Linked DNA regions of Homo sapiens: region 1 is linked to region 2. The links are chromatin contacts, found by Hi-C or POLR2A ChIA-PET in ENCODE. All regions are on one chromosome and are shown on one strand. Each heading gives the region's core, a stretch centred on a gene start or an enhancer-like site at or near the end of the contact. The rest is flanking DNA. Distances are from core to core; before and after follow the strand shown.

Evidence for each region. Hi-C counts contacts between places; a loop is a spot of excess contacts on that map. ChIA-PET counts read pairs that join two places held with the same protein, here RNA polymerase II (POLR2A). Pooled maps may share reads with other maps.
Region 1: POLR2A ChIA-PET joins it to region 2 with 18 read pairs in activated T-cell. The contact joins two enhancer-like sites. A Hi-C loop is called at or near these places in 3 of 50 pooled maps. POLR2A ChIA-PET finds 5 or more read pairs at or near these places in 3 of 52 experiments (Caco-2, activated CD4-positive, alpha-beta T cell and activated T-cell).

Annotation. Positions count from the first base shown.
Region 1 is chr3:32,908,271-32,915,681 of GRCh38, forward strand. No RefSeq gene overlaps it. Among named protein-coding and RNA genes, the nearest start is that of CCR4, 40 kb to the right of the region's middle. Within about 2 kb of position 5,906, at least 8 of the 41 ENCODE cell types and tissues checked have a DNase peak (open chromatin) inside an H3K27ac peak, as active enhancers do.
Region 2 is chr3:32,490,869-32,498,352 of GRCh38, forward strand. It overlaps CMTM6 (CKLF like MARVEL transmembrane domain containing 6), which reads right to left. Exons shown (of 4, transcript NM_017801.3): 2 at 842-1,018. Among named protein-coding and RNA genes, the nearest start is that of CMTM6, 8.2 kb to the right of the region's middle. Within about 2 kb of position 3,328, at least 2 of the 41 ENCODE cell types and tissues checked have a DNase peak (open chromatin) inside an H3K27ac peak, as active enhancers do.

The sequences.
Region 1 (7,411 bases), core at 4,656-7,155, 420 kb after region 2:
CATGCCCAGCCCAAAATGTACTTTTGAATTTTCCACATTTTTTATTTTTCTGAGCTTTATTCTTGGATTTTTTTTTTTCTTCGAGACAAGACCTCACCCTATTGCCCAGGCTGGACTGCAGGGTCACAATCATTGCTCAACCTCCCAGGCTCAAGTGATCCTCCCACCTTTCAGCCTCCCAAGTAGCTGGGACTACAGGTTTGTGCCACCATGCCCAGGTAATTATTGTCTTTTTTTGTGGAGAAGAGGTTTTGCCATGTTGCCCAGGCTGGTCTCAAACTCTTGGCCTCAAGTGATCTACCTGCCTTGGCCTCCCAGAGTGCTGGGATTACAGGTGTGAGCCACCACACCTGGCCACTTCTTGGGTTTTTTTTTTTTTTTTTTTTTTTTTAGATGGAGTCTCGTTCCATTGCCTAGGCTGGAGTGCAGTGGCGCAATCTCTGCTCACTGCAAGCTCCACCTCCCGGGTTCACGCCATTCTCTTGCCTCAACCTCCCGAGTAGCTGGGACTATAGGCGCCTGCCACCATGCCCGGCTAATTTTTTGTATTTTTTAGTAGAAACGGGGTTTCACCGTGTTAGCCAGGATGGTCTTGATCTCCTGACCTTGCAATCTGCCCGCCTCGGCCTCCCAAAGTTCTGGGATTACAGGTGTGAGCCACCACACCCAGCCAATTATTGGATTTTTTAAACCTATGTTCTAGTTCACAAAAATCTCTCTTCATTTGTGTCTAATCTGCTGTTAAACCCATCCCTTTGGTTTTTAATTTTGATTTTTATATTTTTCAGTTATTGAAAGTTTAGTCTACTGAATGTGGCTTTTGTTGCAAAGAAAAGAATAAAAAAATTAAAAATAAATAAAAAAGGAAGTTTAATCTGTTATATCCTCTTACAGGTTCAAGTTCTCTGAAATTCTAAATTGTGTCTCTGATCTCTTTAAATGTATTAGGTGTAGTTATGTAAAAGTGTTTGATAATTTTTGTTTGTTTCTTTGTTTGTTTGTTTGTTTTTGAGACGGAGTCTTGCTGTGTTGCCAAAGCTGGTGCATTCTCGGCTCACTGCACGTCTGCCTCGCGGGTTCAAGCGATTCTTCTGCCTCAGCCTCCAGAGTAGTTGGGACTACAGGCACCATGTAGTGCCACCATGACTGGCTAATTTTTGTATTTTTAGTAGAGACGGGGTTTCACCATGTTGGCCAGGCTGGTCTCGAACTTCTGACCTCGTGATCTGCCCGCCTCAGCCTCCCAAAGTGCTGAGATTACAGGCCTGAGCCATCGTGCCCGGCCCGATAATTGTTGTTGTTATTGTTGGTGATGCTGAAGTGTTCTTTCTTGCCTATTTCTTTGTGTGCATGGTCACTTTTTTTTTTTTTGAGACACAGTTTCACTCTGTCACTCAGGCTGGAGTTCCCCAGAGGCGCAATCTTGGCTCACTGCAACCTCTGCCTACTTGGTTCAAGCCATTCTTGTGCCTCAGCCTCCCAAGTAGCTGGGACTACAGGTGTGCACCACCATGCCCGGTTAATTTTTGTATTTTTAGTAGAGACCAGGTTTCTCCATGTTAGCCAGGCTGGTCTTGAACTTCTGACCTCAAGTAATCCACCCGCCTCGGCCTCCCAAAGTGCTGGGATCACAGGTGTGAGCCACTGCGCCGGCCCTATTTCTTTGTGTGCTTGGTCACTTTGTGTTAGATATTGTATTTCAAAACCTGTTTGGAGGCATTGTTTGAATCATAAAATAGTGTCATCTTTCTCTAGACTAGGCTAGAGAGTCAGAAAGTCTCACCAGACACCTTGGGCACTAACAGTGGGGATCACCAGTTTTTGGGGCTTGAGATGATTTGGAGCTGGCTTCAGATCCGTGAGACCTGGTCTACTTTAATGCTACAGGGCAGCTCTTCAGAGTGCAAACTCAAAGTTAAGGGTGTTTACCAGGCATACCTTCCTCTAGAGGCCCCGGACTCTGACTTTTGTCCTTTTAGCCGTACAGGTAGTCAAAAGAGCAAAAAGCCTCTTGGCTACCTCTTGAATAATTGACAAAGCTCCCAAAGAGCTGAGTTAAACTTCTGGATTCCTGTTTTTTCTAAGTTCTAATAATTCTTCAGTAGTTAGTTAACTCACTGAGGCCTTCAGTGGGATGTTTTCAGTATTTTTTCAGCTTTTTTAGTTGTTCTAAGAAGATTGTCAGTTGTTCCACTAGGGGGAAAAGAAAGGAGAGAAAAAAATTTAAAGTTCATGATAAAGAAACAAAGAGAGGTCTACATGAGCCCCTGGACATCCAGTGCAGGTAGCATGAACTCTGCATGCACCAAGCACCTGCCCTCCATTCCAGGAGCATAGGCTATTGACTGTGGCTAATATGGCCGGGCGTGGTGGCGCATGCCTGTAATCCCAGCTAATTGGGAGGCTGAAGCTTGAACCTGGGAGGTGGAGGTTGCAGTGAGCCAAGATCACGCCATTGCACTCCAGCCTGGGCAACAAGAGCGAAACTCCATCTTAAAAAAAAAAAAGTGTTTAATAAAATTTATTTCTTGAAGCTTATTTTTGTCTGTTCATTGGGATATTGTTTCCCAGAGCTCTTTTCTGGACCACTCTCACTGAGGAGTCTCCTCAGTAGTTCTGCCTTTGATGCTATTGTCCTTTTTCATATAAATCTGTGGGCTTAATTTTCTCATTATTTCATTTGATATGATTTGATTTGATATGATTTGATATCATTTGATATGATTTGACATGATTTCTTAGTGCCCTCTCAATAACAAATGTTTCTTGCATTCAGGGTGAAGGGTGAATATTAGATGGTGTGGGAGGTAAACTGCATTCATAGACATAAGCAAAGCCAGATGGTCCATTTGGAGACTGAACTTGTGGCTGACCTCTAGCAGTTTCACACACAAGCTGGGGCCATGTTCCTACTTGCAAAATGATTTGTGGTGTGTTCGCTCATTCCTTCTAAATCTTCATATTTGTGAAGAGTGGTAAGTTAGTTTGGGCATTATCTAGGACATTCTGATCATTAGATTTTCCAGTAATGGAAGATCGGAAAAAAGTTCACTAGAGTCCATTTTGCTAAGTCTCTTTCTGACAATTTAAAACAAATTACTGTCTTCTCAGTTAACTTACCATTTCCAGTGTTGATCTTTCTTTTTTCTCTCAACAAGACTGTGGTTTTTTGTTGTTGTTGTTAACATTTTTATACCTTAAAAAAGAATGAGACAGGGTCTTGCTATATTGCCCAGGCTGGTCTCAAACTCTTGGCCTCAAGCAATTTTCCTACCTCAGCCTCCCAAAGTGCTGAGATTACAAGTGTGACCCACCACACCCAGCCCTTTTTCTTTTCTTTTCTTTTCTTTTTTTCTTTTTCTTTTTTTTTTTTTTTTTGACACAGGGTCTCACTCGGTTGCCCAGGCTGGAGTGCAGTGGCACAATCATGGCTCACTGCAGCCTCGGCCTCCTGAGCTCAAGCAATCCTCCCGCCTCAGCCTCCCAAGTAGATGGGACTACAGGCATGTGCCATTATGCCCAAATAATTTCTTTTTTTAATTTTTGTATATGTGCTGCCAAGGTGAGCACTCTTTTTTAAGTTTTTCTAGATACAGGGTCTTGCTATGTTGCCCAGGCTGGTCTTGAACTTTGGCCTCAAGTAACCCTCCTGCCTCAGCCTCCCAAAGTGCTGAAATCACAGGCATGAGCCACATTTCCAGCAGTTTTGTTTTTTGAAAGCAGGGTTATGGCTTATATTTATTCTTGATTCTCTATTCTTAGCCTAGTGGCAGAATGAAGGCTGTCCTGGAAGAAGTGAGGAGGTTGGGAAAGGAACTCTTTTGTAGGGAGGAAGAAGACATATGGAGTGGAGTTTGGGCTGGGTTTGGAACCTGATACTTTCTGCAATATTGACAAATGTGAATAAGACCTTTTTAGTCAAAAGTCATACAGACACATGGTTTGGCTGGGTAGTCACATGCTTTTGCCTGTTGAGTTTTGTGACGTGAATGTGTTTTCTGCTGAACCAACCCCTTGAGGCCTGCTAAAACAGGTGACTCAAAAACAACTTTGTTTTCTTGGGTGGAGTAATTTCCTGGTGTTTTTCTCAAAAGTTGTCAACTTTTATTTTAGTGATGGAGGCCAATCTTGACAACTTTTATGGTCAGGCATTCTCAATATGTTTTAAAATGGGTTTCAGGCAAGGTGTGGTGGCTCATGCATGTAATCTCAGCACTTTGGGAGGCTGAGGCGGGAGCATCACTTGAGGCCAGGATTTTGAGACCAGCATGGGTAACATAGCAAGACCCCATCTCTTCAAAAAAATGAAAAAATTAGCTGGGTGTGGTGGAACAAGCCTCTAGTTCTAGCTACTCAGGGGGCTGAGATGGGAAGATTGCCTGTGCCAGGAAGTCCAGGATACAGTGGGCTGTGATAGTGCTACTGTACTCCAGCTGGGTGACAGAGTGAGACCTTGCTTACAAAAAATTTAAAAACAATTTTTTTTTGAGATGGAGTCTTGCTCTGTGCCCAGTCTGGAGTGCAGTGGCGCGATCTTGGCTCACTGCAACCTCTGCCTCCCGGGTTCAAGCAATTCTCCTGTGTCAGCTGCCCGAGTAGCTGGGGCTACAGGCCCATCTACTTTTTGTACTTTTAGTAGAGACGGGTTTCACCATATTGGCCAGGCTGGTCTCAAACTCCTGACCTCTCGGCCTCCCAAAGTGCTGTGATTACAGGCGTGAGCCACCGTGACTGGCCAAAACAATTTTTAAATTAAAAAAAATGAGGCCAGGCACGGTGGCTCATGCCTGTAATCCTAGCACTGTGGGAGGCCGAGGCGGGTGGAACACCTGAGGTCAGGAGTTTGAGACCAGCCTGACCAACATGGAGAAACCCCATCTCTACTAAAAATACAAAATTAGCCAGGCGTGGTGGCAAATGCCTGTAATCCCAGCTACTCGGGAGGCTGAGGCAGGAGAATTGCTTGAACCCAGGAAGTAGAGGTTGCAGTGAGCCGAGATCACGCCACTGCACTCCAGCCTGGGCAACAAGAGCAAAACTCCGTCTCGGAAAAAAAAAAAAAAGAAAAGAAAAAGAAAAAGAAATGGCTTTCATATACAAGATCCAGTTTCTGTTTCTGGTAGTAAGTGCTATTCTTGCTACAGAAGTCTAAAGACAGGCCAGGCGCAGTGGCTCATGCCTGTAATCCCAGCCCTTTGGGAGGCCGAGGCAGGAGTTCAAGACCAGCCTGGCCAACATGACGAAACCCCATCTCTACTAAAAATACAAAAATTAGCTAGGCGTGGTGGCACGTGCCTGTAATCACCGCTACTCAGGAGGCTGAGGCAGGAGAATCGCTTGAACCTGGAAGGCAGAGGTTGCAGTGAGCCTAGATGGCGCCACTGGACTCCAGCCTGGGTGACAGAGTGAGACTCCATCTCAAAAAAAAAAAAAAAAAAAAAGGCTAAAGACAGTATTTTCTTTGGACTGAATTAACTGGCACTAATCTGAAAATTTTAACTTTTTACACTATGTCCTAGCCAGAGGGAGAACCTATTGTACAGGGAGATTTCAACAGCAGCATGGACCACCTTTTGCCAGATGAGGCACTGGTTATCTGTGTGGGGCTGGCACTGGGATGAGTACTTAGTGAGAATGGGGTAGAGTGGGGTGGAGACTGAAACACGGCCTCTAATCTGGACTCAGCAATCTCCTTTTGAGGTTTGGCAACTCGGTTTAGGAATGTGCCCACAACTTTAAGGTTTGTGATGGGAATGAGAAGAGAAGGGGTGAGGGACCCACCCAGAATACAGTGTTCCACGTCCCTCATGCAAAGAAGGGCTGGGCAGGTGCCAGCATGTCAAGGTTCCCAGCCAATTCTGGCAGATTCTCTGAGAGACAAGCTCTGTCGTGATTCCAGCACCACCCATTATTGCTACATCTTCCACACAACATGTCTCCTGAAAACATCTCCCTCCAGGACATTGTTCCAAAAGCAAGGCCAAGACGCAGGCAGAAGTCCACTTCTGAGGAATGAGAACGCATGCTGGAGACAGAGCAATACCCCGGTGTGTGCCTCTTGTGAGTGGGGCAATTTGCCCAGTTGAGAAACAGGCCAATTAACCACCCTTGGTATTTGAAGAGCCACTCCTTACTCATCTGGGTTCTTTTCTGCTTTAAGTATTTTTATTCTTGATCGTGCCAGACAGGCATGTGTGTTTGCACCTAAAAGGTCATTTTTATATTTGTCAGTTCTCCAGGAAACTTCTGCCACTACCAAATTCAACATGCTGTCAAACTGAACCGATCTCCTCTCTTCCTACCACTGGCTTCCCTTTGCCACCTCTTCATTCCTTCCAGGGAGGGCTTCCTCCACTGTTTCACTCTCAGACTAGAGGCTTTGGCAATGCTCCTTTACTTATTCATTAGTTCATTCGATATTCAAATACATATTCAAATACTTATTGAACATTTCTTTTTTTTTTTTTTTTTTGAGACAGAATCTTGCGCTATCACCCCGGCTGGAGTGCGGTGGCACGATCTCAGCTCACTGCAACCTCTGCCTCCTGGGTTCAAGCAATTCTTCTGCTTCAGCCTCCCAAGTAGCTAGAACTACAGGCATGTGCCACCATGCCTGGCTAGCTTTTGTATTTTTAGTAGAGACGGGGTTTCACCGTATTGGCCAGGCTGGTCTCGAACTCCTGACCTCATGATCTGCCTGCCTTGGCCTCCCAAAGTGCTGGGATTACAGGCATGGGTGACCTCGCCCAGAGAACATTTCTTTTTCTTTCTCTTTTTTTTTTTTTTTTGAGACAGAGTTTCACTCTGTTGCCCAGGCTGGAGTACAATGACGGGATCTCGGCTCACCCCAGCCTCCACCTCCCCAGTTCAAGCAATTCTCCTGCCTCAGCCTCCTGAGTAGCTGGGATTATAGGCATGTGCCACCATGCCCAGCTAATTTTGTATTTTTAGTCAAGACGGGTTTTCTCCGTTTTGGTCAGGCTGGTCTCAAACTCCCGACCTCAGGTGATTCGCCCACCTTGGCCTCCCAAAGTGCAGGGATAACAGGCATGAGCCACTGTGCCCGGCCTCTTTCTCATTTTTATTAGCAGTTATCACTAGCTTGAATTATCTTGTTTATTGATTTATCTTTTTTTTTTTTTTTGAGACAGAGTCTCACTCTGCCCAGGCTGGAGTGCAGTGGTACAATCTCTGCTCACTGCAACCTCTGCCTCCCGGGTTCAAGCAATTCTCCTGCCTCAGCCTCCCGAGTAGCTGGGATTACAGACACTTGCTGCCACGCCTGGCTAATTTTTTATTTTTAGTAGAGACAGGGTTTCACCATGTTGGCCAGGCTGGTCTTGAACTCCTGACCTCTAGTGATCCACACACCTCGGCCTCCCTGTAACCTGGGGTTACAGGTGTGAGCCAC
Region 2 (7,484 bases), core at 2,078-4,577:
TTACACATTCAAACTATAAATCAACCAGCTCAGACACTTGAGAACTTTTCCCTAGTCCAAATCTTATGGCATATTAATCTGTAAAAAAGAAAAATGTCCAAAGACTACAAATATAATTAACAAAAATTCTAAGGATTATCTGTATCCTCTTAATATATATTTCATAAAACAAATGAGTCCTGTTGTCATTGTCATAGAAATTCCTATAGTGATGGCATTAGCCATGACAGCACCTCAAGATGGTAGGGCATTGGTTCTAACAGGATTCTGCTCCTAGCAAACTAACACAGGAACAAATGCATTCTTAATTCACTTATAGACAACTTTTCATAATACCATTAAAGCAAAATATAGGAAGAATTACATGTTGTTTTATTTTCCCCAATCACTGAAGCTTTAAGCTTTAAATGTTGTTTTATTTTAAAGCTCCAGAAATATTTCACATTAGTTCATTACTCTATCTCCAATGTCTAGCATATAAATGCCTGGCATATAATAAAGGCACACAATTAATAATTGTAGAACCAATGAGTGACACTCAAAAGTGAGAAATCAGAAGTGACAAAATCCTAGGCTTTTTTAAGTCTAATGTGAATTACATTAAACCACCAATAACTGTAAACTATTGGCAGTGTCTGTCACTCTCATTCTAATCTCACTTTCCCTCTCTACCATCCCCTTGGTAGGAAAAAATGAGGTGCTTAGAAGCAGAGCGAGTTGGAACAAGGGATACTGTCTTTTCATGTTGCTGAGTTTTGAAAACATTACTGCTTTGAACAATAAAATTATGCCAGATTACAAAACAGCTATTAATACAGGGATGATATTTTCTCATGCTTACCGATGATTTTACTTTTGTGGTATCAACTCTCTCATAAAATGGAGTGCAATACACAATCAGTATAAGGAGACTCAGAAGAAAGGCACTGCAGCTTACAAACTCAAAAAAATAAAGTCCTCCACATAAAGTACATTGTGATACAACTTCTTCACAGATGAAGGCCAGCAGAGACAGCAACTACAAATGAAGCAAAACATTTTACTTAAGTGTTTTTTCAGAGAATCTACAGTATTTAGAAAGCTGTTTCTGAATAATACGTTTACTCAAATATTTACAATGAGGAGACTATGGCAAACAAGATTAATGAATAAACCTTATCTACACAGAACTTACAGTTTGGCCGCCTTGAAGGAAATACAGGTAAATAAAGAATTAATTAACCTATCGTGTACTAATGCCAGCAAAGGGGAAATATATAATATTGTTATAAAAGCACACAGGAGAGACGCTCAACTGCGGGGTCAGGAAAGGCTTCCTGAAGGAGAAAGCTGAGACCTGAAGAACAGAGTCAGTTTGGGGGATGAAAGATTAAGGAAAGAAATTCCCAGCAGAGAAGCAGTATATAGAAAGGCCAGAAATGAGGGAGCATGGCACCTGCCCTCTGACCCAACATACAGACAACACACACCCCGACCTCCAACTTAACTGTCAAAGTGAGTCAAATCAACATGGCTTAAGTATAGAGTTTAAGGGAAGAGAATGGCAGCACAAAAATTAGTATATGAGGCTAGAGAGGTAAGCTGAGGCCAGATCTAAATGTCCTCGTTAATTAAGAGTCTGGATTTTAAAGTAAAGGTTGACAATGATCAGGTGTATGCTTTCAGTAGTTCTCACTGGCTACAATATGGAGAAGGGACCAGAGGTAAGGCAAACCTTGGGGCGGACATCCAACTGGGAAGCTGATGTAGGAAATCAGGGCAAATAATAGCGACTAGGGAGCAGCAATAGAGAAGAGTGGCAATCACTGAGAGATGCAGCAGAAGCTCTTATCAGACAAGATGCAAAAGCTCATATCAGACAAGATGCATACAAATAATATGGAACACAAGATAACACATGTGTACCTTAAACATTTTAACTTAAAAACGCACATTTATTAACAATCTGCTGAAGTGAGTATTTTCTTTATGGGTCTACTGACGAATTCCACATGTTTTCTGCATTAATCACTTTCATCATCTATGGACTACTACTTCCAGACTGATGTTATCTGAAGTGAAGTGAGATCTTAAACACTTGAGAAACAGAGTTCAGAATCTTTCTAGAGTCAGACTATTTTACCAGCCTTTTACAGTTGCCTTGCTCTTCCTTAATTCCATGGCAGATAAATCTTGTAGTAAGTTATCTTTCAGTCTTTCCAAAGCATTCAATTTAGTTTTAAAGAAACAATTCATTTTAACACTCAGTTTCAGCTTTGTAATATTTAACTGTATGGCCATAAAAGTATAGTTAGCATAAACCAGTATGGGAACAACACAACTCAACTGATGACAGAAGCAAGAGTTCTAGAGTGCTAATGAGATGCCTACTGGCCATGGCAGGCTGTGGGTGACTGGTGTGAGGTCAGGATGCTTGGTATGGTGAGTGGAGAATGTTAACTCTGGTTAAATTGGCAACTCAATTACACGCAAGTGGGTTTTAACTACTTCCAACTGCTGTATATGTGGTACTAACATACTGGTCCTCACTGAAAAAAGAGTCAGGTTTTTTTCTTTTTAAAAGGCAAGGGTGCTAGGGAGAGAAGAAATTCAGTTTTAAATATGCTGTGATTGAGGAGGTCTGTGGAAGAGTTTGGTGAAGATGTAGTTGGAAAGCAAATGAATATAAGGTCTGGAGCTCAAAGGAGAGGTCTAAGATGCAGATAAAGATGTGGGAGCTGGCAGAGTGGGAGGGTGAGATGACTCAAATGAGGAAAGATAGCCTTATGTGGAAATCTGAGGAATCTGAAGATTTACGGGATATGCAGAGGGGAAGAAACCAGCAAAGGACAACTAGCAGCAGCAATCAAAGGGGTAGTAAACAAGAAAAAAGTATTTACACACACATGCACAAACACACAAGTAATCAAGAGTGCTAAATGCTACTTAAAGGTCAAGTAAGAACAACACTGAAACACCTACCTTAGACTGAGCTATAAGAAGGTTGCCAGTGACATTAGCAAGAAAAGTTCCAGGGTAGTCAGGGAGAGAAGCTCGATTACAATACTGTATATTGGGAAGTAAGGGGAGGGTAAGGCAGTGAAGGAGAGACAGCATAGGCAATAAGTGTGGCTGGGAAAGAATGGCCAGATAGGGCAGTAGTGGATGAGGTCAAAGAGAAGGGAATTTCAACATGGGAGAACTGAGCATGTTTAAATACTTAGGCAGAAACCAGTAAGATGGGTGGGTCTAAAGACATAGGTAGAAAAATGGCTCTCTAAAGATAGGATTCAGGGCTCAGGTTTGGGGCTAACTCTTCTCTAGAAATAGAAGGGAAGAGAGTGAAGAAGAGTATTTTGCTTGGGCAGTTTGTGTGGGTTTTGTGGAAGCTGAGGGAATTTCCTGCTGAGGGCCGAAACCATCAAAATGACTGATGACCTAAGTCAGAGGCTAAAGGGAATTCCCTTCTCACTCCAGTCAGGCCAGTAGAAGCAACCAGACAGGTTAATGGCAACAAGATTGCTACCAAAATCAACAGATACATTTCATAGTAATAGTAAATATCTTATCCTACAAAACATTTTCATTAAAAAGGGACAAACAACAGTTCAGCGGTTTCTTTAAAAACTAAGCATATATCTACCATATGACCCAGAAATAGAACTCTTGGGCAACTATCTCAGAGAAATGAAAACTTAACATTTGTACAAAAACCGGTACGTGAATGTTTATAACAATTTTATTCATAGTAGCCCCAAACTAGAAACATTCCAGATGTCCAATGGTTAAAACAAACTGTGGTACATCCATACCATGGAATATTAGCAATAAAAAGGAGCAAACTTGATATATGTAATGTCCTAGATGAATCTCCAGAGAATTATTCAAAGGAAAAAAAAAATCCAATCTCAAAAGGTTACATATTGCATGATTCCATTCATAGCCCATTCTTAGAATAATAAAAATAATAATGATGGCTAACAAATTAGTGGCAGCCAAGAGAAAGGGGAAAGGTGTGGCTACAAAGGGGTAGCACAGGGAAGCCTCTGCTGATGGCACAGTTCTGTGTCTTGATTGTGGTGGTAATTATAGAAAGCTATCCACATGGTAAAATTACATAGAATTACACACACATGCACATACAAATGTGGGACCTCCCTGTACTTTTTTTTTTTGCAATTCCTGTGAATCTATAATAATTTCAAAATAAAAAGTTAAAAAATAGTAATTCAAATCTATACTGGTATCCAAACCTTTAAGGGATTTCCTCTCCCTTCTACTGGCTATACAAAATGTATACATCCCCACAACTGCAAAGAATTTATATAAAAGAAAAAAAATAGTCTAATTGTAACATGAATGGTTACATTCTCTGATTTCCTGTAAGTTAGTGAAGCATGAAATAGCCCAGCATGTCCCAAACAACTTCCTTCAGACAGGTGTTAGGTAAGGCATTCCCAATCATTACACCACAGGATATAAAGTGACAACACCAAGATAAATCCCAGAGGGCCACTGTGTAAAGATACTTCCTTAGTCTCCTATAATCATACTTACAGGATGAGTTCTAACATGACTATAGTCTAATAAAATACTAAATATCTAACATTTCACTTGCCTTTTTCTTGCCTCTATGTTAAATCTTGTCCAAGTTTTAAAAGTTTCTCTCTGAGAAATTTACAAAATATACCTCGGTTGTATAAAAGTCAATTAACTGAGAGAAGATACCAGCCTAAAACTCTAATTAGGGTCTGGGAATAGCTGAACCACTCATTTTACAATTAGACTATTAGGCACACTCATGTGTGAAGGCTATATGGCAATAAAAGGTTATCTGTAGGACAGACATAGGCTGCTTGTCTACTTTCAGTAAAAAAAGACAGGATCCAGCTTGTCCAGAAGCAGTCAGTCTCAAGTCATTACAAGTCCTATTCCAAACGTATTAACAGGTGGCATTCCTACTGACCTTACTGACCTATTGCCTCAGAGCAATAGCAGGAAGCAGGTTCTGCCTGGACATCTTAAGAGAATCAAGGAGTACAATATTAAGTATGGACATCTGGCAGGGCACAGTGGCTCACACCTGTAATCCCAGCACTCTGGGAGGCCAAGGCGGGCAGATCACTTGAGGCCTTCTGGCCAACCTGGTTCAAGACCAGCCTGGCCAACATGGCAAAACCCCATCTCTACTAAAAATAGAAAAATTAGCTGGGCATGGTGGCGCATGCCTGTAATCCCAGCTACTTGGGTGGCTGAAGCATGAGAATTGCTTGAACCCAGGAGGCAGAGGTTCCAGTGAGCCAAGATGGCGCTACTACACTCCAGCCTGGGTGACAAAGCGAGACTATCTCAAAAAAAAAAAAAAAAAAAGTGTGGACATTTACTAGCTCCCATCTCAAGTTAAAGGCCAACAAATTGGCACTACAAGCTATAGTCAATATGAAATTCTGTCGGCCAGATGCGATGGCTCACATCTGTAATCCCAGCACTTTAGGAAGCCAAGGCGGGAGGATTGCTTGGACTCAGGAGTTTGAGACCAGCCTGGGCAACATGGTGAAACCCCATCTCTACCAAAAAAAAAAGAAAAAAAATTCTCTGCCTACCCATCTCTGAGGCTACTAACCTTTGTAAGCTCCCACAGCATTATGCAATTGCTAGCTCAAAGTGTACTTGAACTAGCAACACTCCAACACTGTTCTACGTATAGGAAGATACAAATGATGGAGTAATAAGCTCAATGTACAAGAAACAATAATAACAATATATTTTATACCACATTAACTGAGCATTCATTATATGTAGGTTAGAAAATCTCAAGAAAATGTTCGAAGGAGCCGGAGAAGGATGAGTGGAAAAGCAGGACTCAAACCAGGCAGAGACACAAACAGAACCTGGATAGACAGAGGACATTCTAATTCTAGGTGGAGGATGAAAAAGAACATATTCATAAGGGCAAGAATTTGCATAGTAAATCCAAAAATGATAATAAGGCAACTGACCTAACTGGATGGGGATGAAGAAAAAAATGGTTTAGGAGTTGGGTGTGGTTGTGTGATGATCATGCAAGGGAATATGGATGTTTAGATGAAGGCAGGAGGGAACACCTGTCTGGTTTAGTAGGTTAGAAAACAGGAGGAACAGAGGATTGGGTGGGGCCTAAAGGAATTCTACAGTTCCGAGTGTAGGAGGGAAAAGAGCAACTAACTTCTTATCAGCAAGCCACAGGAAGTGTTTTTAAAAAAAGAAAACTCCTACACCGGGCGCGGTGGCTCACGCCTGTAATCCCAGCACTCTGGGAGGCCGAGGTGGGCGGATCACGAGGTCAGGAGATCAAGACCATCCTGGCTAACATGGTGAAACCCCGTCTCTACTAAAAATACAAAAAAAATTAGCCGGGCGTGGTGGCGGGCGCCTGTAGTCCCAGCTACTCGGGAGGCTGAGGCAGGAGAATGGCGTAAACCCAGGAGGCAGAGCTTTCAGTGAGCCGAGATCGCACCACTGCACTCCAGCCTGGGCAACAGCGAGACTCTGTCTCAAAAAAAAAAAAAAAAAAGAAAGAAAAAACTCCTTAAAAAGCAGCAAGTAAACATACTCCAAACTGTTACTCATACCGTGACACCTGGTAGTGTGAGGGGTGGGAAAGTGGTTTTATTTTAATATTTTTAGTTGATTTTTTTTTTTTTGGTAAGCAGACACTTTCTTGTATTAAAAAGAAAAAAGTGTAAAAGTTGGCCGGGCGCGGTGGCTCACGCCTGTAATCCCAGCACTTTGGGAGGCCAAGGCGGGTGGATCACGAGGTCAGGAATTTGAGACCAGCCTGGCCAACATAATGAAACCCCGTCTCTATCAAAAATACAAAAATTAGCCGGGCATGGTGGTGCACGCCTGTAGTCCCAGCTACTCAGGAGGCTGAGGCAGGAGAATTGCTTGAACCTGGGAGGCAGAGGTTGCAATGAGCCGAGACTGCACCACTGCACTCCAGCTTGGGTGACAGAGCGAGGCTTCGTCTCAAAAAAAAAAAAAAAAAGTGTAAAAGCTGAAGGAACAATTTCGAGAAATGAGTGGTCACCAGCATTAAATGCCAAAGTGGTCAAAAATAGGAAGAGAGAAAAAATGTCACTGAATTAGCTAAGAAATTCATGGTAAACATAACCCATAAGTAAAAAGGCTCAATTATTATTTTTTGGTAAACAGTTTTGTTCTTAATAGCATGAAGTCATCATACTAAATATTGCTTACTGAATATTAAGCTAAGTACTTAACAACTGTATACCCAATGTAACTCCTTCTAATGACATAAAATTTTACCCAAATATAATTAAGAGAATTATCAAGCTTTTAATGTCAGGAGGGCCCTTAGCGGATATAGTCTCCCACTCCCACGTTTACAAAGATGGAATTAAGCTACTGACAGGTTAAGCCCCAAGTTAGCTCGGCACAGACAAGAACCCAAGTCTCTGACTCCCACTCTGTACTTCCTCTCTCCCCATGAAATACTGTTTGTT